3 separate regions of the Mus musculus genome follow, and regions 2 and 3 are each linked to region 1. The links are chromatin loops, found by intact Hi-C in ENCODE. Cell type or tissue: heart. All regions are shown on one strand. Region 1 overlaps Ube2h (ubiquitin-conjugating enzyme E2H). Region 2 overlaps Ube2h (ubiquitin-conjugating enzyme E2H). Region 3 holds the start of Ube2h (ubiquitin-conjugating enzyme E2H).

What was found. Hi-C counts contacts between places; a loop is a spot of excess contacts. Peaks named below come from ENCODE experiments on the same cell type or tissue, not always from the same donor. Only the 100,000 strongest peaks of a DNase experiment are listed, where the experiment ranks them.
Region 2: it touches region 1 in a loop (2.0-fold over the local background); 6 of 42 quality-filtered maps call a loop at or near these places.
Region 3: a loop joins it to region 1, with 2.2 times the contacts of the local background. A loop is called at or near these places in 2 of 42 quality-filtered maps.

Annotation. Positions count from the first base shown.
Region 1 is chr6:30,226,996-30,234,995 of GRCm38, forward strand. All of the region lies in intron 5 of Ube2h (ubiquitin-conjugating enzyme E2H), which reads right to left. Among named protein-coding and RNA genes, the nearest start is that of Gm31221, 53 kb to the left of the region's middle. In heart, no CTCF peak of the experiment used is centred here; a DNase peak (open chromatin) is centred at 3,456; H3K27ac peaks cover 1,087 bases.
Region 2 is chr6:30,274,263-30,282,262 of GRCm38, forward strand. The region is part of intron 1 of Ube2h (ubiquitin-conjugating enzyme E2H); the gene reads right to left. Among named protein-coding and RNA genes, the nearest start is that of Ube2h, 26 kb to the right of the region's middle. In heart, a CTCF peak has its summit at 4,314; no DNase peak of the experiment used is centred here; H3K27ac peaks cover 333 bases.
Region 3 is chr6:30,296,777-30,304,776 of GRCm38, forward strand. It overlaps Ube2h (ubiquitin-conjugating enzyme E2H), which reads right to left and starts at 7,763. Exons shown (of 7, transcript NM_009459.3): 1 at 7,276-7,763. The coding sequence starts at 7,328. 1700095J07Rik (RIKEN cDNA 1700095J07 gene) reads left to right here and starts at 7,839. Exons shown (of 2, transcript NR_166056.1): 1 at 7,839-8,000. In heart, a CTCF peak has its summit at 3,877; DNase peaks (open chromatin) are centred at 3,785, 6,185, 6,475 and 7,785; H3K4me3 peaks cover 4,681 bases; H3K27ac peaks cover 4,285 bases.

The DNA of each region.
Region 1 (8,000 bases):
CTTAAAAAAAAAAAAAAAACCAAAAACCTCAAAAACCCAGAGGCCTACAGAGGTTACCTATTGCTGAGCTTATTTACCATGCTGTGCCCAGGGACAGGCTGTCTCTCTGCAGCTTCCCTTTCTAGCAGAGTGGGCATTAAACACTAAAAGGTCCACACTGACTCTGCGGCTACTTTTTGCTTCTTGTCAAGTCCCCAGGGAGGAAACAGCTCACGCTGCTCATGTGGTTTATGACAGGTGCTGCTGACAAAGATTACTACTGACTGTTCCCACCCAACAACAACAAAAACCTTTTAAAAATAAAGTATAGGTTTTGTTCTCTGACACTCAGAAGGGCTTTGGGGCTAGAGAAACACTGTAGACTGCCTATTACATAACCAGGGGAGTGCTCGTATTCTAGAAAAAGATCTAATAAACTTTTCTACTACTTTTAAGTACCTCTGTCAATGTGCTTGCTTCAAACAATAAAAGAACCCTTGAACATTGGTTCTTCCTTCCGGTTTCATCACTGCTGACCCACTGTTACAGACGTGCTGAGGCACACCTGTAATGGGGAGTGCACAGCAGTCCCGGGTGCAGATCATCAGCTTCTGGGCACCAGAGCTCCTGGCTCTGGCCCGGAGGCAGTGGGACCTCTAGGAATTTGAAACCACAATTAGCCATCATTACAGGGACTTTTACTTGCAAATTCTTTGCTTTTCAGAATTATTGTGAAGGCTGGCTCAGTAAGGGGGATGCTTGCCTCTTAAGCATTAAGACCTGGGAGTTTGAATCCTCAGAATTCATGAAAAAGCCAGGGGCACACACTTGTCATCCCAGTGCTGGGGAGATAACTGCAGAGCTGGGCAGGTCCCTGGAGCTTGACAGACAACTAGCTTTGCCAATTGGTGATATTCTATACCACTGAGAAGCCCTGTCTCAAACAAACAGTTCAAGGTATCTGAGAAACAGCATCTGAGGTTGTAGTCTGACCTCCCAAGAGCCCTGTCTACACTCTCAGGACCCGCCGCCCACCCCCAGTTTGTCCTACTGTCCATCCTCCGGCTGTGCGTGCACCAAACAAACTTACTGTGATTTCAGAGTATTTGTAATGTAAGCATTAGCTTGCAAGCCACATGTGGTAGCACAATCCCAGCGTTCAGAAGCAGAGTTTGAGGTCAGCCTGGTCTATATAGTTGAGTTCCAAACAAGTCAAGGCTACAAAGTAAGACTTTGTTTCACCTATCTCCCCCAAAGAATTAGCTTTGTATATACACTCTGGAAGCCCACTGTCTTATAATATTAAAGCAATAGATATGCTGATAACTATAAAATCTTTGATATAGTTCCTTCATATTTCTAGTTTTATTAGATTTGACATGCATAAAATTAGTTTTGTGAAAATCCATTCCCTTCTGAAGAAGGAAGGGTTTCACTGAGCACCCTTGTCCTTGGCCGCTGGTGGTTGGAATGACTATGGTTCCTAGCGGTGGGCAGTTTAGGAAGCATTAGAAGGTGTGTCTGGAGGAGGGCTTGCCTCCCTCTCTGCCTGCCTACCACCTGCATAGAGGCGAGGGGAGGAGTCAGTGGCTCAGTAAGCTCCACACTGTGGTTCCAGGCCACGCCTACTACCATGAGAGGAATGGACTCATCCTCAGAAACTGGAGCAAGTCCCAATTAAATGCTTTCTTTTATAAGCTGCTTTGGCTATAAGAAATAAAAAGTAAGAGCCCAGTCCTCAGAAAGGAGTTTTCTGTTTCTTTTGTTTTCGAGGCAGGGTGTAGCCCTGTGTAGACTATGTAGCCCTGGCTGTCCTGGAACTCAGAGATGCAGAGTTTGATTAGGCTTTTTTCCTCAACTGCCTTGAGAAAAATGCCTCTGCCAGGTCTCATCTCTGTCAAGGTGGACCTTAAAGGGCATGCAGGACTCCAAATTCTCACCCTGACAACCAGGAAAAAGACAGTCAGTCACTTCTCTTCAGGATCAAGTTCCAGCTCTACAGCATATGCTTGGCGAGCCCAAGGCCCTGGACTTGGTCTCTTAACACAAACAGGACAGGACAGAGGAGTATATACGTCTCTGTGTTCTGTTCTACCCTGGGCAGTCAACAGCCACATCACTGTTCCCCTTTGTTCCATAATTCAGTAAGGAGCAGGCTCAAAGAAGAGGAAGTAAAAAAAAAAAAAATCTTGCTCACACTTAGAGAAAAAGATGAACCCAAGGTGTCATCACAGGGTGTCAATTCCTGTGGTCTAGAACCCATGATTTCTTCTATGACTTACACAGAGCTTTCCTGGGATTCTGGCCATTGTAATTCAAATTATGGCTATGTAAACTGTAGTCATTTTAGGATTTTAATCACATTATTCATATCCTTGACTACTAAGGGAAAAAAAATCAGCCACTGAATTTCCAAAATCCTACCATCAATTCACAAGCAAATCAGGAGTTTCTACTGTTTCCAGAATAAAGTCAACCATGAGACTTTACTGCAGTGCTCGGCCAGGCTAAGTACTGACTGTAGGGAGCCAGGGCAGGCGTCCTGGGGGCGTTCTAAGGACTGGAACAGAGGAGGGCATGGTGGCACAGGCAAAAATCCCAATACACTTCGAGACCTCATCTCAAGACAGACAGACAGACAGACAGAGAAAACAGCTGGGTGGTGATGGTGGTCCATGCCTTTAATCCCAGGGGCATTAAAGGCAGAGGCAGCCCTCCTTACAGAGTGAGTTCCAGGACAGCCAGGGCTACAGAGAAACCTTGTCTTGAAAAGCCAAAAACAGATAAAGAAAAAAGGAGATTGAAACTGCATAAATAATTAAAGACGCCCTTATTTCCTTTCCTTTCCTTTCCTTTCCTTTCCTTTCCTTTCCTTTCCTTTCCTTTCCTTTCCTTTCCTTTCCTTTCCTTTCCTTTCCTTTCCTTCCCTCCCTCCCTCCCTTCCTTCCTTCTTCTCTCTCTCTCTCTCTCTCTCTCTCTTTCTTTCCTCTTTTCTTTTTTATAATTTCAGACTAATTAATAGATGTTTAAAATCCTTTTCCAGCTCCTGGGGAACAACAGAAGATCTGGAACGTGTTTACACATTTTCTTCTCCTGCTTACAGTACATGAGCAGTGAAAAACTACAGTGAGAATCTACAAACAAATGAAATGCTTCATTACTCCTTTTTTCTTTTTCTTTCTTTTTTTTTGGGGGGGGGTAGGGGAGCCAGGGACCCCCACTGTGTAGACCTGGCTATCCTGGCATTCAAGAATATGTCCAAAACTCAGATGTCAACCTAAAGAAGGCAAGCCTTACTGGCCCATGGTTTCAGCACATGGTTGGATGGAGCAGTGGCAATGAGAGCATGCAGAGGAGGCGCCTTCCTTGTTGGCCAGAAGTGGAGAGCAAGCAGGAGACCAGGGAGTGGCTGTAACTTTAAAGGCATGCCTCTAGTGACCTACTTCCTCTAGCTAGAGCCACCTCCTAAAGTTTCTACACCTCCCAAAATAGCACTACCCACTGGGGACCGACTGTCCAACACATGAGCCTGTCGGAGACACTTCACACTCCAACCACAATACCTACGTACCTCAGCAACCAGAGAGGCTACACTGCGAGTAACTTACCCAGTTATGGGCGAGAAAAACATGATAAGGGGCTATAACAGGCAGCCGGCATCCTCAGAAATAACACTTCAGTAAAGCTAATGAGGAATAGCCTCAGACAGGTAGACCATCTTTAAAAAGTTTGAGATTAAAAGTAACTTTCTCTAAAATAAATGCTGTTGGATCAAGAAAGAAAGACCCCACATGGCACATCCAGGAGGTTAATGGATCAGTCACCACTGACCTTGAATTCCACTTATTGGTAGTATTTTTGCTTTTCAGTATTTTAAGCTTAAAGAAAGTAATTTTGTTCTTTGAGGGGAAAGACAACAGTAAGGCTGTAGTATCCTAAGACCTGAGGAACACTAAAGTCCTGCTAACTGCCAGACCACCAGGTCACCAGTCTGACCTAAGAACCATTGTATCACATTTCGTGCAAGTTAATTACTTACATACTTACTGTGATATCAGAGCGTGAACCCAGGACTTTTACATATGGTAGGTTAAATGCTTTACCACTGAGAAACATCTCCAGTACATGGACCATTTTAAAAGCACTCTAGGTGGGAATGGTAGTATATGCCTTTAGTTTTAGTACTTGGAAGGCAGAGGCAGGCAGATGTCTTTGAGTTTGAGTCCAGTCTGGTCTATGAAGTGAACTCTAGGCCAGCCAAGGCTACATAGTAAGCCTGTGTCTCAAGATAAAATAAAATAGGGCTAGAGGGATGGCTCAATGACTAAGAGCACTGGTTGCTCTTCTCAAAGAACTGGATTCAATTCCAAACACTCACATGATGACTCACAACTGTCTGTAACTCTAGTTCCCCAAGGATCTGATATCTTCTCCTGCCCTCTGAGGATGCCAGTCAAACGTGGTGCAAAGACATACATGTAGGCAAGACATCCATCCATATAAAACAAAGTCATCTAAACCCACATATAAAGTTATTTTCCTGGGCTGGAGAGATGGCTCAGTGGTTAAGAGCGCTGACTGCTCTTCCAGAGGTTCTGAGTTCAAATCCCAGATACCACACGGTGGTTCACAACCATCTGTAACGGGTCCAAAGCCCTCTTCTGGTGTGTCTAAAGACAGTGACAGCACACTCATAAGACAAACAAACAAATCTTTTAAAAATGGGAAAAAAAATCCCCATTAACTGCTTAGTTGTAGTCCCTTCCCAATGTATTTAACCTGAAAATGACCTGAAACAATGCATACTTCTGTATATCTCAGATGAGCAGCTCTCAAAGACACTGCTCATCACCTCAGAACACTTCTCACCTTATTGGGGTGTTTTTTAGAGGTCATTGTAGTTCAAACCTGACACAACCTTGCTTATCTTATGCTAGGATTCGTTACCAACCTTCCTGAAATGAAGGCAGTTAATCTTTAATCAGCCAGTCAGTGTGGTATACACAATAGTTACACTAAAGCTTTTATTAGAACTTTGAACTACCAGGCAATAATAGTTGGTGTTAATGTAAGAAAAAAGAGCCAGTTATCTTTATTCCCAGTACTGGGGTGGGGGTGGCAGAGGCAGAAGATCTCTGAGTTCAAGGCGAGTCTATTCTACAAGGTGAGTTCCAGGACAGTCATGGCTATACAGAGAACCCCTATCTCTAATCTACCACGACCCCCCCCTGCTTCCCAAAAAAGATAACTACGTGCAATTATAAGCTAAGAACCCATAGGTTGTGATGGTGTAAACCCTTAATCCCAGCACTAGACAGGCCCTTTATCCTAGCACTGTGAATTCAAGGACAGCCTGGTCTACAGGTTGAGTTCCAGGACAGCTAATGCTACACAGAAAAACCCAGTATTGACAAACACAAAAAAGAAATCTATCTATAAGATAAATTTTGCCTATTATCATAAACACAGATTAAAAACCAAATCAGGGGCTGGAGAGATGACTAGGTGGTTAAGAGCACTGACTGTTCTTCTGAAAGTCCTGAGTTCAAATCCCAGCAACCATATGGTGGCTCACAACCACCCGTAATGAGATCTGATGCCCTCTTTTGGTGTGTCTGAAGACAGCTACAGTGTACTAACATATAATAATGAATAAAGATTTAAATAAAAATAATCAGAGCTCCTCGTCTTATTTAAGAACTAAAGTGAACCCTGTATCTATAGCCCCAATAAAGCAGGTCAGCTTCATGGGTCCTATACTGGCTGGATTGGGATGCATAATCCACAAAGCCTGGGTTACTACATGGTCTAATGCTGACCAGTGAACATGACATACCCAATCCACTAAACTCTTCTACTGAAGAACAACTTTTCCACTTGCCTGAAATAGTTGCTTTCTGAAGAGTTACAAGTCCATAAGGGGGGCTGGTCATGGAGCTAGCTAGCTAAGTCCTGTCAAAGCCGGCAAGCCTGAAACTAAGCGCGCAATTCCTCTCTTCTGTAGAACAGGCGGCATTCCTCTCATGCTGAGAAGAACCTGTTCTACTTAGCCTCTACCTACAAGATGCAGAATGATACCAGGTATGAAGTTATGAGTCTACACATACACAGACACAACACTGAGCCTCTGGGCCTCTTCAAATAGTTGTTGCCCAACCAGTCATAAAGATGAACACACAAACCTCTCAGTGTATCTACTAAACTCAAACTTCTACAAACAGCTGAGCATCTGTAACACATGGCACCTGGGAGGCACACTGAGGGACAAACCACCATTCCCCCTCCTCCTCACCTTCTCATCTTTATGTTCATTGGTGTTTTGCCTACATGTCCATCTATGTGAGGGTATCAGATCTTGGACTTACAGCTGGGAGCTGCCATGTGGGTGCTGGGAATTGAACCTGAGTCCTCAGAAAGGGCAGTCAGTGCTCTTAGCTGATGAGCCATCTCTCCAGCACGGCATCTTTTTTTTTTTTTTTTTTTTTTAAATGGAGTAAGGGTTTCTTTTTTTTTTTAATATTTATTTATTTATTATATGTAAGTACATTGTAGCTGTCTTCAGACACTCCAGAAGAGGGAGTCAGATCTTCTTACAGATGGTTGTGAGCCACCATGTGGTTGCTGGGATTTGAACACCGGACCTTCGGAAGAGCAGTCGGGTGCTCTTACCCACTGAGCCATCTCACCAGCCCGGCATCTTTTTTAAAAGCAGTGTTTCGCCATGTAGATTAGACTCACCTGGAACCTGTACTCTCTCTGCCCTGGCTGTCCAACCATTAGGATTACAAGTGCTGTCCATCAGCACAGCTCAAGAAAGGCCTTTCCTGGTTTTGTCTTTTTCAATACAAGGTGTCAAATCCAGGAGTGCTCTACCACTCAGCTACATGCCTCAACAAAGCATCCGATCCATCTGCCTCTGATGGAATTAAGCGCTATTAACCATCATTCCTGCTAGGAGGTGGTGTGCACCTTTAATTTCAGCCCTCAGGAGGCAGACACAGGCAGATCTCTGAGTTTGAGGTACAGAGCAAGTACCTGGACTGCCAGAGCTTCAAAGTGAAACCTGTCTTGAAAAGCGAAGCCAAACCAACAACAAAACACCTATAGGCCAATCTCATGGAAACATTTTCTTAAGGTTCTCAGATGACTCCGGGTTGTTCAAGTTGTTCCCCTCTCAAAACAAACAAGTAAAAAAAACCTAGCACAGACTTGGAGCTGGGCTTACAGGTGGTTGTGAGCCTCCTGCTGTGGAAACTGGGAAACAAACTCTGGAAAGGCACCAGGCACACTTGACTGGTGAGCCTCATCTCTCTTCAGCCCTCCACCAATTCTTCTTTTTCTTTTTTTTTTTGTTCTGTTTTGTTTTGTTTTGTTTTTTCGAGACAGGGTTTCTCTGTATAGCCCTGGCTGTCCTGGAACTCAGAAATCCACCTGCCTCTGCCTCCCAAGTGCTGGGATTAAAAGTGTGCGCCACCATTGCGCGGCTCCTCCACCAATTCTTAAATCACATTTCTCTTTGACACTGAATCCAGATCCCCTGTCTGCAGTTTAAGTTTCCAGTGCTTTCATCACTGACGTCTGCGAGAGCAGGAAGGGATGGAAGAAGATTGTCACGCTACAAGTCAAGAGCGGATCACTTTTTTTTTTTTTTTTTTTCTTTTTTTTCTTTTTTCCGGAGCTGAGGACCGAACCCAGGGCCTTGGGCTTGCTAGGCAAGCACTTTACCACTGAGCTAAATCCCCAACCCCAAGCGGATCACTTTTACCACCTGCTGTTTTCTCTCAGAGTACCAGTTAGCTACTAAATAAATGTCAGATAGAGAACTTCACACTGATGACATCATCTTTACAAAAGTAATTGTATTTTACCCACTATAATTAATTCTCTAGATGGCAGAGGCAGGCGGATTTCTGAGTTCAAGGCCAGCCTGGTCTACAAAGTGAGTTCCAGGACAGCCAGGGCTACACAGAAACCCTGTCTCGAAAAACCAAAAACAAAAAAATTAATTCTCTAGAAATAAA
Region 2 (8,000 bases), 47 kb after region 1:
CACTTGAGAGGCAGAGGCAGGCATATCTCTGAGTTTAAGGCCATCTGGGTCTACACAGTGAGTTCCAGGACATCCAAGGCTATTCAGAGAGATCACGCCTCAACAGCCCACCCCCTATAACTGATTGGAAAACACAGTATTTAAGTCAATCAGCATCATTATAAAATAAAAAAAGCCTAAGTGTTTATTGTTTATAAATTTTTTATTGTTTATTTTTTTATTGTTACAAATCAGTGTTGGTCCATGAAGCATCCACAGCTACCCCACCACTGCCCTTATTTCCAATAATTCAGCTACCATTCTAAACACCTGTGGCCTGTTTGTCTCATCTAAGCCCCAATGCTGTCTCATAAGGACACCAATACATTTTACAAATTAAGTTAAAATTAAAAGCCTTACCTCCAGACCCCTGGAGAGTGGTCGGAGAATCAAGTCTGACTTGGCTGGTCCTGTTTTTGCACACACTCCCAGACTTTATACTTACACTGAGATAACATCTGAAAGAAGGACATGCAAGAGTGTACCATGCAAACTAGTAGGAACACACACTTGCTTTCCTTTTTCCTTGGAACTCAGTTGAGATCTTAGAACCCAGGTGAGTCACTGGCTTAAGAAGTTATCAATTAAGCATCCACTAGGTATGACACCTACTGCCAGGAGAAAATGAGTTTATAATGCAAATACTAGCTCACAGATCAACTTTTAAACAGCAGGTCTGAGAACAGGACAGCCCATACAGAAATGAAAAGATCCTTGTCAATCAGATATTGCATCAATATACTCTGAGGTCATATCACATGATACAGTGTGGAAAAGCACAAGCTCTCACTGACCCAGGTTTTAACAGGAGCCTTATGAAAGTAACTTTAAGGCGGGCAGTGGTGGCTCATGCCTTTAATCCCAGCACTTGGAAGGCAGAGACAAGAGGACTTCTGAGTTCAAGACTAACCTGGTCTACAGAGTTCCAGGACAGCCAGAGCTATACAGAGAAACCCTGTCTCAAAAAACCAAAAAACCAAAAAAAAAAAAAAAAAAAAAAAAAAGAAAGTACCTTTATCTCTGGGCCCCCCTGGTAGTAGGCCACACCCTGCCACCTGGTCAGAGTTACCAGTATGATGATACAGAATTTAGTAGTTCAGAGTCAAAGCTCCAGACGAAGGAAGCCTAAGCTGACTGCCAGCGTCTGCAATTTTACTTAACCTAAGCCTGAGTTTCTCCTCTGTAAGACAGCATTAGTTATCTCCTACAGTCATTTTGAGGACCAAGGAAGCCATGCAGAGTACTAAAAAAACAAGTGCATGCTTGGCATAGGACACACAGCCACGTCAGTGGGTAATGCTACTGAGAGCATGGCTTGGCTTAGAGGAGGCATTCAGAGCCTTTGCCACTGGTGTAAGCCTCAGGATAATGACAACCAACCTCCTCCACCACCACAAGGCATGGTCTTTAGGGGAAGCTGCGTCTTTCCCTGAGGTTGTGAAAGTAACTTTTATAGCTTTACAGGAATGAGAGAAACACATTTCATAAAACTAAAACCACTGGCTTGCCTCCCTTCGGTTAAAGGAAGAGTTCTTGATGTGCTCCAGTCTTTAATCTATGCATTCCACTGCTAGTGCCTGCAGGCAGGCAGGCAGACAATACCCTTACCCTGGAAAGCCCTCTCTAAGGTCTCAGAGCGCGCAGACAGGAGCAGGAGGAAGAAGACTGAGGCAACAGTGGACATGAACCCTCAAGAGCTGCTTGCTTACGCCCATGACCACAACAGTAGCAAGACAGTAATTGTTGGTTTCCCTAAGCAGATAATTACATCTGTTTCAGGACTCTAGAAACAAAATTTTAATGGGCATTATAACTGGCATAATCTTCCAATAAAGGTATGAAATTCATCTGGATAGAGTGACTTATTCCTATAATCCTAGCACCTCAGAAGCCGAGATAGGAAAACCGCCATGGGTTTAAAAGCCAGGCTGGGTTATGTAGCTCAAAAACATTTCAGTTCTCCATGCAGATACTCAATGTAAGGAGAAGTCAAGAAGAAACAGGAGAATAATCTTGACCTTAGCTTTCTCCACCACAGAAGCCGACACACTTGGGTTTCCACAGTTTGACCAATTTTTGTCCTAAATTTTTCAGTTATTTGAAACAGACTATGTACAAGTGGTTGGTAATTTTGTGTTCTCTTTTCTCTTACTTTTCGTCACATTTACTCTGATGGAAGGGCCCATGTGTGGGAGCACACGCCAGAGGCCAGTGGGCAGTGTGTAGAGTAGGTCTTCTCCCCTACCACGTGGGTCATGAGAGTCAAATGCAGGGAACCAGACACAGCAGCCAGCCCTCACCCACTGGGCACCCTGCCAGCCACAGTCTCTCACTTTAAAAACATTTTCCTATGTCTGACTTCTAACTGAAATTTTAAAAAATGAAAAAAAAAAAAGAAGAAAACACAAACATATACAAAAATAACAAAACAAAGAAAGAAAAAGAAAAAAACCAAAAACCCTTAAACTAGGCAACAAATCCAGGACCAAGAGGAGCCACTCTATCCAGGCTGCAACACTGACTTCAGATGTACAAGCCATACTTCATTTCAAAAACTAAGAAAAAGAAAATCGCTCTTCTACTATAGACTCCATTTCTGACAATGTAGGTAAGCGGCTTCACGGTTACACAGTACACAGACCATCCTGTTCACTTGCTTAACACCTCAACTCATGGCCAAACCACCTATACAGGATTCCCATTTGTTCGGTCTCACACGCTACCTACAAACTCAAGATTACATTGTTCTGTTCTGTTTATTTTAGAATGGTCACCTTCTATCCAGCTGCTCCACTCTGTGCCAACCTGTAAACACGAATTAACATCTGCTAAATGCAGAAGTAAATCAGAGAGCACCAGCCCTAGCCAGGAACTGTCAAACTGTACGCATACACGTTTGTGCTTTAAGGGTATACAAGCTGAGTTGGAGAAGGTGACAGAGTAAGGCTGACAGGCTCTGCATGTCCCTAATGGTCCTGAGAAGCCAGCCCAGGCAGGGATATGGTGTGGTACACACTCCTCCTGTTCAGCACTTTCCATTTCAAGCATGGTTCCCTCAGAAAACTCTTCACAGATTAAATATACACTAATAAAAGGGCTTTATTTTAGAAATAGCATGAAGGAAAGTATCTAATTTAAGAAATATAGTTAAAATTTAAACTAACTAAGATCCAGGAAAATGACTCTATATGCATAGGATTCTCCTCAATTAAACATAGCAAACCAAGCCCAGTGTGGTAGTGCACACCTGCAGCCCAGCTCTCAAGAGGCAAGGGCGGGAGTGGAATGAGTTCAAGGCAGCCTGGTCTGCAGACCCTGTCGCCAAAAGACAAAGATCAAATTTAAAAACACAGTTGAAGCTGGAGAGATGGCTGAGTGGTTAATAGCACCGAACGCTCTACAGGGGATGATGAAGTTTGACTCCCAGCATCCACACAGTGGTTCACAACCGGCTGCAACTTCAGTTCCAGTGGATCTAATGCTCTCCTCGGGCTTTTGCAGGCATGCAAGTGGTACACAGACATACGTGCAGGCAGAACATCCATACTATAAAATAATACAAATTTTAGAAAAAGAACCATAGTGATTACTTAAAGTTAAAATCGCCTCATGAAAGGCACTTTCCAAAAATACAAATTCTTAAGAATTACCAACCTAACACAAAACTATACCTATCCTATTTGACAACAAAGAACACCTGTGACGTTCAGCTGTTGAGCCACTTAAAACAGAAAAGCCTGGATGAGACTCAACACACCATGTACCAGGCTATAAATATTTTCACACTAGGATAGCCAATTACCAACCTGAGATCAGCTTAAAAGAAAAACCATCCCTACTGCTTCAAAAGGTAAAAAGCAGATGGAGAAACTTACAAGTTTGAAACTAAAATGTAAAACTCAGCAAGATGTAGGACACATGCCAATCAATAATTTCCACCTTTACAGAGTCTGAAGTAGGGTAATCACCAGTTCCAGGTCACTGTGTGCAACAGACCAAGACCCTGTCTTAAAACAAAGTGGGCTGTCCGTAACATTAGTTAGTTTGAAGAGAGTCTAATGCTAGTTGGCCCAGGCTGCACTCACCTTTAACTTCAGCCTTCTTGGTGCTGAGCCTATGAGCATGCCCAACCACACTGAGCATGGCTCTTATTTTTAAACACTACAATTTTAGGCAAAAATAAAACAAAACACTACTGTTTTACATCCTGCCTCTGAGTGCTTGCAAGATGACACTCATTTTCCAGCTCCATGTCTACAGGCTGTCCCCTTGTGCTCATCCCGGGGTATTACAAATCCCAAGTAGTCACTTAAAGTCCTAGTCCTTTGTGATGTCTACAGTCTATGCTTCTGATCAGCCCTCTCTTTTCAACTCCAGTGCTCCTTCAAGAAACCCTTCCATGACCAAGATTGAGTGCTATCTCCCAACAGCTTCCTTTGCCTAAGTGAGCTGAGATATGTCTCTCTCCTCTGTGTACCTGACACAGTCAGACTGGAGAGATGGCTTAGTGGGTAAGAGCACCGAATGTTCTTTCAGAGGTCCTGAGTTAATTCCCAGCATCCCGTGGCAGCTCACAACCATCTCTAACTGTGCTCCATGGGACCTGATGCGTTCATCTGGTGTGCAGATGTAGAAGCAAACCAAACACCCATATATATAAATAATCTTCAGGAAAATATCTAACTCACCCTCCTGATTCAAGCTTCCTAGAATCCAGGATGGAGAGGAGCCATGTTTCTGCTCCTCTTGGCATGACCACTTTGCAAAGAGCCTGAAAGAGAAGCACTAAACAGTATCTGATTACAAAGGAGTATGACATGATGGTGGAAAACGTCACTAATCCCAGAGACAGAGGCAGACAGATCGCTCTGAGTTCAAAGGCAGGCCGGTCTACAGAGGTGAGTTCCAAGACACTGAGGGCTACGTAGAGAAACCCTCTCTCAAACAAACAAAAGAATGAACGAAAGAAAAAGTTTCATGTAAAAAAACTACTAAAATACACATGTAAAATTACCTTCAAACTTTGTACAAAGTGTGTATAAAACAAAAATGTGTTTAAACTTGAGCCTCTTCCCCCAAATACCTTATCTAGAATACGTAAACATTTGAAATGTCCAGAACCCAAAACACTTGCAATCCTGAGAATTCCAGATTACAAACACTTGGTCTATAATGAGCCAAATTAAAGTTAAAAGATCTATAATACATACAGTATTTGGTCCTGGAGAGATGGCTCAATGGTTACGAGCCTGGCTGTTCTACCAGAAGACTCGGATTCCCAGTGACAGGGCTGGTCACAACTGAACCCTGGATCCTACTTAACCTATAGATCCCAAGTGCTACAACTACAGGTATGCACCACCACACCAAATTAATGCCTGTTGTTCTTTAAAAACAAAACAAAAAAACAAGACTACAGAACAAAGACAAAAGAGAAATTTACTGCTTGTATTTATATATTATTTGAAAAAATCTTGGCCAGGTCTTTGTCTCATCTACTGAATCATCCATCCTGCTTTTTCAGATGGCCCTGAAAAACAAAACTGAAACAAGGTAAGGACCACAAGTTTCCCACTCCTAACATATACAGTAACAGATTTGCCTGCTGCCCAGGACACAGGGAAAAGATGTTTTAGCCTTGCCTGCATCCCATCAGACAAGGGCGACTACTGTCCTGCCTTAATCTTACACCTGTAATACTAGTCCTACAGTGGACAAAAGCTTGCCTTAAACAGGAAACTGTGGAAATGCTTGGGTAAGCAGGTGATGCACTGACTCAGGCTAGCATTGCAGGAACAGCCCTTCACAACACTTTAGCTAATTCCAGGATCCATTTCTAGAAACGAAAGGGACACAGCATCTCATCACTGGCTTAATCTTTCCAGTGGTACAGTGCTTGCCTGTCATGTCCAAAGCCTTAGGTTTATTCCTTAAGTGGAAGGATGCCCCCTGACAACCCATGGTGAAGTTTCAAACCTCCATAGATACTTATTTTTTTCCAAGGGTCCTCCTTTCGTTGACTGGTGGGAGACACCAGAGAAGTATGAAGTGAATTCTATAGATTCCAGAGTAGTAGTCCCAGATCAGCAGATCAGCCTGTCTACCAACAGAAACCCACAGTTGATCAGACGCACCTGCACTCAAGTACGTACAGACTTATATCCATCCACCAACCACCTTCCATGCTTTCTTGTTTGACTCTTTTCACTATGACACTCAGCTTCTTTAGGGAAGCATTCTCTGGTGTGGTCTCATGTCTGTAATCCTAGCACTTGGGGGAATTGAGACTAGGAGTGCCAAAGTTTAAGGCCAGCCTGGGCTACAAAATAAATTTCACTAGATTACAGTATAAGACTCTATTACAAGAAACAACAAAGAATCAACTGTGAACATTTCCAAAGCTTGGTCCCTGCTCTGTGCTTATGGTTAAAGTGCATTGAAGAACTGGGCAATGGTGGCACACACTTCTAATTCCAATACTAGAAGACACAGACAGGCAAATCTCAAGTTCAAGGTAGCCTGATCTACACAGCAAGTTCCATGTCGGCAAGAGCTACTTAGTAATGAAACAAAGTAAAAAATAAAATGGCAAACTACATATGCTACTTATTCAGATGTTATGATCATAAAGCAGGAACAATATTAGTAACAATGCATTAACTTTGCTTTTAAAAAAAATATTTGTGTCTTGTACTCATGTGTGCAGGTGCCTGCAGAAGCCAAAAAAGGGCACCCGACCCCCCTGAGGTTAAGTTACAGGCCATTGTAAACTGTCTCGTATGGGTGCTGGGAATGGAATGTGGGTACTCGGCAAGTACAGCGAATGGAGTCATCTCTCCACTACCACCCGTCCCCTTAAGAAACAGACTCACTGTACAGCCCAGACTGGACAAGAAGTTACTATACACTGTATCCCAAAGTGGAACCTCTAAGTTCAAAGTGAAACCCACGCACCCCAGTCCCAACCCTCCCGAGGAGCAGGGTGTACAGGCAGCGGTCACGGTGCCTGTTTTATCTTCCCGGTTTCATTTGTTCTGAAATGAAGTCTTGCTATAGCCCAGGCTTGACCTTTTACTCCCTCATCCTTCTCCTTCAGCCTCCCGATCAAAGTCATCTTTAAATAGATACATAACTAAGACCAGGTGAAGAAGGGAAAGAAAGGTGCACACAAGCTCATGTTTGATCCCTAACTAGTAGCACAGTTTGGGGAAGCTGCAAAACTTTTAGGTAAAGCCTAGCTAGAGAAAGGAGGTCCCTGGAGAGAAGGACCTGAGGGTTACAGCTGGGACTGTATTGGCGCCTCTTTCTCTGCTTCCTGGTTCCTTAACTGCAAGCAACTGTCGTACTCATACTCCTGCCTTGACAGGAGCCCTCTACCTACACACAAGGCCTTCCCTGCCCCATAGGCCACAGTCCCCCTCAACCCATAAGTAAATTAAGGTCTACTTATAGAAATGAGAAAGTTACTAATACACTACTCAAGGCGCACCTATAACCCCAGCATTCTCAAGGGAAGCAGGAGGACCAGGAGTTCAAGGCCAAACTGGGCCACAGAGCAAACCCATGATATAAATAAGCATTTAGTATGTACCTTTAATCCAAGCACGCATGAGGCAGACAGGCAGACCTCTGAGAGCTCAAGGTCAGCAGAGGCTACAGTGAAACTCTCTATCAAAAAACAGAAGGAAAAAAGAAAGCAGCAGGAAAAGGAAGAGATGACACAAAGCCATTATCAAGTAGGAAAATAAATACTAAACAAAAGGCAAATGGCTTTGCATATAAAAAACAAGATTTACACAAGTTTTACCTTCTATGCTTATTTGTGGAGGTCAAGGATCAAGCTCAGGACTTCTTGCATGACTGTCACTGAACTACAGACATGGCCTCAAGTGTTTCAAGACAGCATCTCACTCCATAATCCAGATCGAACTGGCTGGTGGCCCAGGCCACCCTCAGACTTT
Region 3 (8,000 bases), 70 kb after region 1:
GAAAGCTGGGCACTGGTGGCACACACCTTTAATCCCAGCACTCGGGAGGCAGAGGCAGGTGGATTTCTGAGTTCAAGCCCAGCCTGGTCTACAAAGTGAGTTCCAGGATAGCCAGGGCTACACAAAGAAACCCTGTCTCAAAAAAACAAAACAACAAACAAAAAAGTTCCAAAAAGAATCTAAAAGGAAGTAGTAGAAGATAATGAGTAGTGACTGTATTATCTCACCCATAGTTGTCCTTTTTTGTTGGTTTGTCACAATGTACCTCTGGGTAGCCAAAACTTCTTATGCAGACCAAGCTAGCCTCAACTCAGATGCTGTGAAGTGATTTGTGCCATTGAGGTTTTTTGAGACAGGGTTTCTCTGTATAGCCCTGTCTATCCTGGAACTCACTTTGTAGACCAGGCTGGGCTTGAACTCAGAAATCCACCTGCCTCTGCCTCCCGAGTGCTGGGATTAAAGGTGTGCCCCACCACGCCCAGCAATGCCACTGATTTTTAAAACCTACTTTTCAGCTGGGCTTGGTGACACAAACCTTTAATCCTAGCAACGAAAGGCAGAGGCCTTCAGGTCTCAAGGCCAGCCTGGTCTACAGATTGTGTTCCAGAACAGCCAGGGCTACATAAGGAGACCCTGTATTGGGGTGTGGGGTGCATACCTTTTATCTCAGCACTTAGGATTAGGATTAGGGTTAGGGTGAATTTGAGGCCAGCCTGTTCTAAGGTAGCTAGGGCTAAACAGTGAGACACAACCCCCCACTCCCAAATTTATTTCTGTGTATATGTGTGTGTAGGTCAAAAGATAGCTTTTTTGAGTTCTCTCTTTCCACCATTTGGAAAACAAAAAACACTTTTTATATGTACAAATCTGCGTGTGTATGTGTGTGCGTGTGTGTGCGTGTGCTGTGCGTGTGTGTGTGTGTGTGTGTGTGTGTGTGTGCGCGCGCGTGCTACATACATGCTACTACCCCACTCCATCCCCGCCCCAACACACACTGAAATCAACAAGACTTTAAGATCTCCTGGAATGGGAGTTATGGGTGACTGTGAAACACCATGTAGGTACTTAGAATAGATCCCAGACCTCCACAAAAGCTTCAAGTGCTTTTAATCACTAAGCCATCTCTATAGCCTTTGGTCTTTTCACACATAATCTTGCTGTATAGCTTAGGATGGACTCCTAGTAGAGCTTCTGCTGCCTCTATCTCACACAGTTCAGTTTAGTCTTGAACTCCTCATCTTCCTGCTTCCATTGCCTAGGTGGCAAAAATTTCTTTTATCAATTTATAGTTCTTCCTTCTTCTCAGCCTTTGGTCTGATTTCTGTCCCTGGGTGGATGGTGGATGGATGGATATAAATATATATAAACTGTTGCTGCCTTCAGACACACCAGAAGAGGGCATCAGATCCCATGACAGATGGTTATGTGCCACCATGTGGTTGCTGGGAATTGAACTCCTGTCAATGCTTACCCACTGAGTCATCTCTCCAGCCCTATTTCCATGATTTGTTTGTTTGTTTTTTCGAGAAAGGGTTTCTCTGTGTAGCCCTGGCTGTCCTAGAACTGACTCTGTAGTCCAGGCTGGCCTCAGAAATCTGCCTGCCTCTGCCTCTGCCTCCCGAGTGCTGGAATTAAAGGCGTGTGCCACCACTGCCCAGCTTATTTCCAGTATTTTTAACAGGGAAAAGCAGTTACAGAGCAGGTACATAGAACATGGTCATGACGTCGGAAACAAGAACTCCTGGCAAGAATACATGCCTCGGAGAGACAGCCACAGGCTAGGGTTTGAGGATGACGTCTTCCACAGTCTCTCACTCCCAGACCCCACTCTAGACCTCCTGAAACAGGAAGTCCACGGTGGGATCCAGAACCAGTTTTCACAAACCCTCCAAGCAAGTAAGATCACACTCAAGTTTGAAAACTATTATTTAAAGGATAAGATTATGAGTGGCTGTTTTCTTTCCCTTTTTGTAACCTATATTTTCCCCAATTACTTTATTATAATACTTTCAAAACCCTACTATGTCTTTCATTAAAGTGTTTCATTAAAACACAGATTCTCTAGGTCTCCAGGTAAAAAGCTACTACACTGTAAGCATTATAGGATCTGAATTACATGTCTAAAGAAATTCAATGGTTCTTGGAAGCATAAAATGAGATCCCAACTGCATGTGTGTGTAAATACCAGTCAGAGTGCTGGGAAAGTCACAACACTACCCAAACTAACAAACCAGGTCGCCTTACTGCATACCCAGAGAGAAAGGGTCTCTTACACCTACACAAGATTTTTCCTTCATATAAGCTGAATTTGTAAGCTTGTTTATATTTTACAACTTCACTGCAAAACTCACAGAGGTTCTTGGTTTACCAAAATAAGTGCTATAATCATCCCTGTGTCACCAAAATCTATGCAGGGAAGACAAACTCAAAACACTGGGAGTTGCCAAGTTTTCAAGTTTTAGCTTTGAGACCATAAACTTATTCTTTCACCTCACCAACTCAAGAGAGAAGCCACAGGAAATAAGGGGTCAACCACAGGTTGCCAATGGACAGGGGCTGGTTAAAAGACTGCCTACACTTTGAACACAAATTAAACAATGAATAACTTAGGGATAACTGCTGATTAACAGCAAACACGCCAAAGCTAAAGTCTGAGATAAATGGTTTCACATTTCAATGCTTTTGTTTTAATGTTTTAAAAAAAAAAATAAAAAATAAAGGCATTTGGATGCCCATATATATCCTCATCACATAAAATTACTTTTTAACTTTCATTAAAAAAAAAAAAATCAGGTTTTGTTGTTTGAGACAGGGTCTCTATGTAGCCCAGGCCATGAGATCCATCTGCCTTTGCCTTCCAATTAATGATACTAAAGGTGTGAGACACCACAGCTGGCAAAAAGGTGTGTGTGTGGGGGGGGATTCAATCTTGAAAATACTAAGTATTCAAAAAAGCAAGGTGTAACACACAATGCTGATCCCACATTCTGATTTAAAGAAACAATTCAAAAACTAATTCCACTCCGGGCGGTGGTGGTGCACACCTTTAATCCCAGCACTTGGGAGGCAGAGGCAGAAGCAGATGGATTTCTGAGTTCGAGCCCAGCCTGGTCTACAAAGTGAGTTCCAGGACAGCCAGGGCAACACAGAGAAACCCTGTCTCGATAAACAAACAAACAAAAACTAATTCCACAAGTACTACGTCCACCACTTTGAACTTCTCACTAACCCCTCCACATTGACACACTGTGCCTGACACAAAGAGGGTGCACAAATATTTAGAGGTTTGAACTTGTTCCAGAAAATTTCTGAAGCCCTTACAGCAAACACCAGCTTTTCTTTAAATTCTAGCAAGCTTAGAGCTCTGGGGGTCCATTCCCACTACAGGTTTAAGTCACTATTAACTATAAGTCACTTAAGGACATTTAAAACGTCATATCCTGTTTTGTTACTGAGATCTCCTGGAAAAGACAGTCTTTGAAAAGTCATAGTATTCGAAATTTCCAAGTATTACAGCAACGAGAGGTGTGCCAAGTCCCCATTATGATAAGATTCAGTTTTCTAGTTTAATTTTTTGAACATTTCTTGAGTCTGAGTACAGGTTTTCCTTTTTTTACCCCTTGAAAATACCCTTGGTTCTGTCAGCAGCTCAAGGCATCCCCAGCCCCCACCTCCTTTGTATGTAAACACACTCTTGTCACACACTCCCATCAGCTGTTTGGTAGCTCCACCCCTCCTCCTTTTCCGGGTAGTAACAGAGCAGCCAATGAGCTGCAAGGAGCTGTGCCTGCGGCCTTTTGCCTGCATACGCTTTTCCAAAACAAGCAGCTCTAGCCTTCAGCAGGGGCACTGGTTCACAGATAAAAGGCTCACCAGAGCTGTGCAACAGGGCGAGACAGTCACCCCCACCAACAAGGAAACCCATGTAACCTGAGCTGTTTGTTCCTCCACCAGGGACAACTTCAACCAATATTCCTTTAGGGCAAATCACGCTTAAGGTCACCAGAGTCCCAGTTCTCAGACAATCTAAATAATCAGTGGTTGCCGATGGAAACCTCAAAGGTGGCTAGTCCTGTGTGGCTCTCAAGGCTAGCAATCTACCTGGCTCTGGCAAGCAAATGGCTGCACTATCCAAGATCATTTTACAGAACCTAGGCTAAAGACAAGTGGTTTTTATCCCGCAGCACCCGAAAGTCATGTAAATCAGTTTCTAGGCTCCTGTGGAGGTTTGCACAACCCTCAGCTGAGGATCAGAAGAGAAACAATGAATGAGTCAGAGTTTCAGAGTATAATCGCCCAGCAGATTAAGTGCATTGGTGCAAAACACTCACTCCCTGCATAACTTGGGAGTCGGCTATCCTACCAACCCGTCACAAAAGAAATACCACTGGCTCTGAAAGAGACCGTGTCTGGCAAGGTGCAGGAAAGCAGTGACCAATTAGTAACACACCCTCTTCTCTCCCTACCCCCACACCGCTACTTTCCTACCATATAGGTTGCTGCCAAGCTATAAATCCTTGTAGTGTAATTATGCCCAGAAGACAGCCAAAAATGGGCTGAAACAGGAGACATTGATGAAACTGGCTATCAGCCTCTACCAAAGAAACCACGGAGGGACGACGACAAGTACCAGACATTCCTTCAGACCTTTTCTTTCTACTTCCTTACCACCATCTTTCATTTTTAATCCTCAGCACTGACAGGTGATTGTACCCATCTTACCAGCAGACTGAAGAATTCACTCTTAAATTTTTCACTAAGTATACCTTTCCCCAAAATTGTAAACTCCACTTGGGCCTACTGATGTGAATTCAACTGAGAAAGGAGACCATAAAATCTCTCACCTCCACAATACACACAAACATGCACACACAAAAGGAAATCCGAAAAATTTTCACTCCCAAACTACATTAAACCAGAAAATAAACTTGAAGTAGAGATAGCCTCTAGCTTTCAAATCAAAACTGTTATCCTCTTATCTCAGAAATCTACAGTTTTAAAGAGCCCTGCTTTCTTTGTCAGCAAGGGAGGTGGGGAAAGAACAGAAGCCAGTGCATCTTTGCCTTTCTTCATCTTCTACTAAAAATAAGCTATGAAATAAGCCACTTAGGGAGAGGGGGAAGAGAGACACCCCGCTGTTCTTTGTTTCCCTCTCCCTCGCTGCCCCCCCCCACTAGTCACCCCCCCACACACCCGGACTCCTAAATGCGGTAATCATTCTAGATGCCACAACTACTACGTGAACAAAAGGCACTGTATGGAAAAGGCATCAGGTCAAGTTAGGCCTCACTCTTTATCCTCAATCTTTCAGAAATCTATATATGAACGTAATTTGAGGATCTGACATCGATCAAAAACAGCTGGAATTCTCTCCCCCACTCCATCCCAATTATACATTAGGGTGAAATTTGCATTAGGTGTGATGGTAACTCTCAAACTCTCAATTCAAGACAAAAAAAACTCCTAAGTCTAGCACCATGTCATTTCCTAGTTTCTAAACAAAAATACCCCCCCAACTGCTTTGTGTAGAATGTACAGAGCCATGGTTACAAGTTTTCCTGCGGTATGAAAAGCCAGCATTCCGGTATCATTCATGCATTTACAAAACAATCACAGCCACAAACAGCCCATAAAAGAGTAGATGTCACATTTGCCTAGGTGTGTATCTAGCGTAATACTCTTTCTTACTGGCTTCACTCTAGTCCTTCCTACTACTGCCCTTCCCCCAAATTCTAGATTTCAAACCCTAAAACTTGCGAGTCTAACCACTATTCTTAATTTCTAGCCAGCTCTCCCCTGGGCAAAGAGAAAAAATACCTTCTTATTCTTGAAAAGATGTCACAAAAAAAAAAAAAAAAAGAAAGAAAATGAAAAAGAAAACTCTTGCCTAGGCAACTTTCCTCCCATCCCCCAAGTTAAAATCCTAAGCAAAAACTACTTTTAAAAACTTCAGCAAATTCCATAACTGAGTTTTTGACAACCACCACTGATGTTTAGGAAAAATAAAAAAATAAAAAACAGCAACAAGTAAGAGAAGGAATTACCTGAAGAATCTAGACAAACAACTTGAGTTATATAAACAAAATCCTGCAACGGGGGAAATGGTTGGGGGATGGGGGCGAGGCAGAAAAGAGAAACAGGAGACAAGACTTGTTAACAGCCTTTCACACACTACCGCCCCCCCTCACCCTCTCCCTGGGGATCAGCTATTTACAACACTGGGCTCTCACCCCCACCCTCAAAAAATAAAAACATTTTTTTAAATGCTCGATTTGCCTTAGGAACCTTCGCGAATTTCTCTACTGGTCATGCAAAAAAAAATCAGCCTGGATTCCAACCAAAACCACTGCCTGGAGGACTCTTATCAGTTACAGCTCTCCCACTGCAACCTCGGGTGTATATAAAGCTGGGGGAAGGGGTAGAAAATAAAAGGTGTCACTTGGCCCAGATCAGGGCAAGCAGTCCCCAAGAACCATATCCTCAGAGGGAGTTTTGCTCAAGTGGCTATTTTGTTCGGGGAGCTCCTTTCTCTCCTTCGTCCCAGCTGTCAGTTCCACAATATGGAGGGTGGCCTGCCTGCTAAGAGGGCCTGGGGGTCCTCACTGCATGCACTATGAGTGGGATAGGCTTTGTGAGTAGAAAGAAAAACAGGAAGGTTCTCCAGACCAGAAGGCTTAACAGGAGTGTCTGATTTAAAACACACGGAGCTCTTTATTACAAGAGGGGGCCCTGGGCAGGCTACTCTCTTCCTAATATAGAAAGGAATTAGGGATAAAGAAGGTTGCTTGAGTTACCCCAGTTTAAGCAGCACTGTGACTGGAAGGAACAGGGACACCCGAGAGAGAGAGAAAGAGAGAGAGAGAGAAAGGCTTCCCTCTCAGGAATTTCTATAATGAACCCATAAACCCAAAGCTAGCAAACAGGAAGCAAAGACCCTGAAGATGAGCTCCCGGTGACGAAGGAGGCGTCTAGTTATACCCCCACACACACCCCTAAGAAAGGGCCGTCTTAGGAATCCAAACGTCGTAGAGGGAAAGTCAGGGGCTGGGGGTGGGGGGGGAGTGCAAGGAAGGCGAAGAACAACGCACATCTCGGGGGGCTGCAGATAAAGGGGGACTGAAAAAGCCCTCGGCTCCGGGGAGGTGCCAAGGGGCCGCCGTAGGCACTGGGGGAGGGAGGGGAGGCGCGGCCAGTGGCCTGGAGTGCCCCGGAGCCCTCGAGTGGGCACCCCCACCCGCCCCACACGCAGTCCGAATTCCCCTCCATGAAGGATACAGCTTGACTACGTCCGTGTCCATCCGCCTCTTGCCGGGACTGGGGGATGACATGGTGTCGCCGCTGCCGCTGCCTCCCCGTCGCCTGCGCCGCCGCCGCCTCTCTCCCCTCCTTGGCCCGTCTGTCACGGGCTCCGGGCCCAGCTCGCAGGGCCCCGCGGCCTCGCCGGCTCCTCGGCCGAGGTGGCAACACCCGCGCGGTCCCGTGGGGTCCGCTCAGCCGCCGCCCCCCGCACGGGGGAACACCGGGCACTGCCCCGCCGAGTGGGGGCGGGGACCGAGGCGCCCGCTCGGGCTGCCCTCCGACTGAGGCTCCGCCGCGGCCCGGGCTGCCGCTGCTCCGCGCCGTGCGCCGCTCCCTCCCGCCTGCGCTAGCTCGTTCGCCTGCCCGCCCGCTCGCTCACGCTCTCGCCAGCTCCCAGCTGCTTCCTCCACAAGCCGACGACTCCAGCTCGGTCGGCCTCTCTACCCTAGCCTCGCTCTAGGCGCCGTGATGTCACCTCTGTGACGTCATCTGAGGGGCGGGGCGCCGGTGGGAGGGGAGGAGCATCGTCGTCGCGGTGTAAGCTTGTCAGGGGAGTTCTGGGAGATGTAGTTCCTCTTTCTCCTGCCATCGTGCATTCCCTCCGCCCCCTCCCCCAACCTCCTCACACACTTCATCGATCAACTGCCAGTGTCGTTACCATCAACATAAACGACGGTAGTAAATAATGGCAGTATGATTAC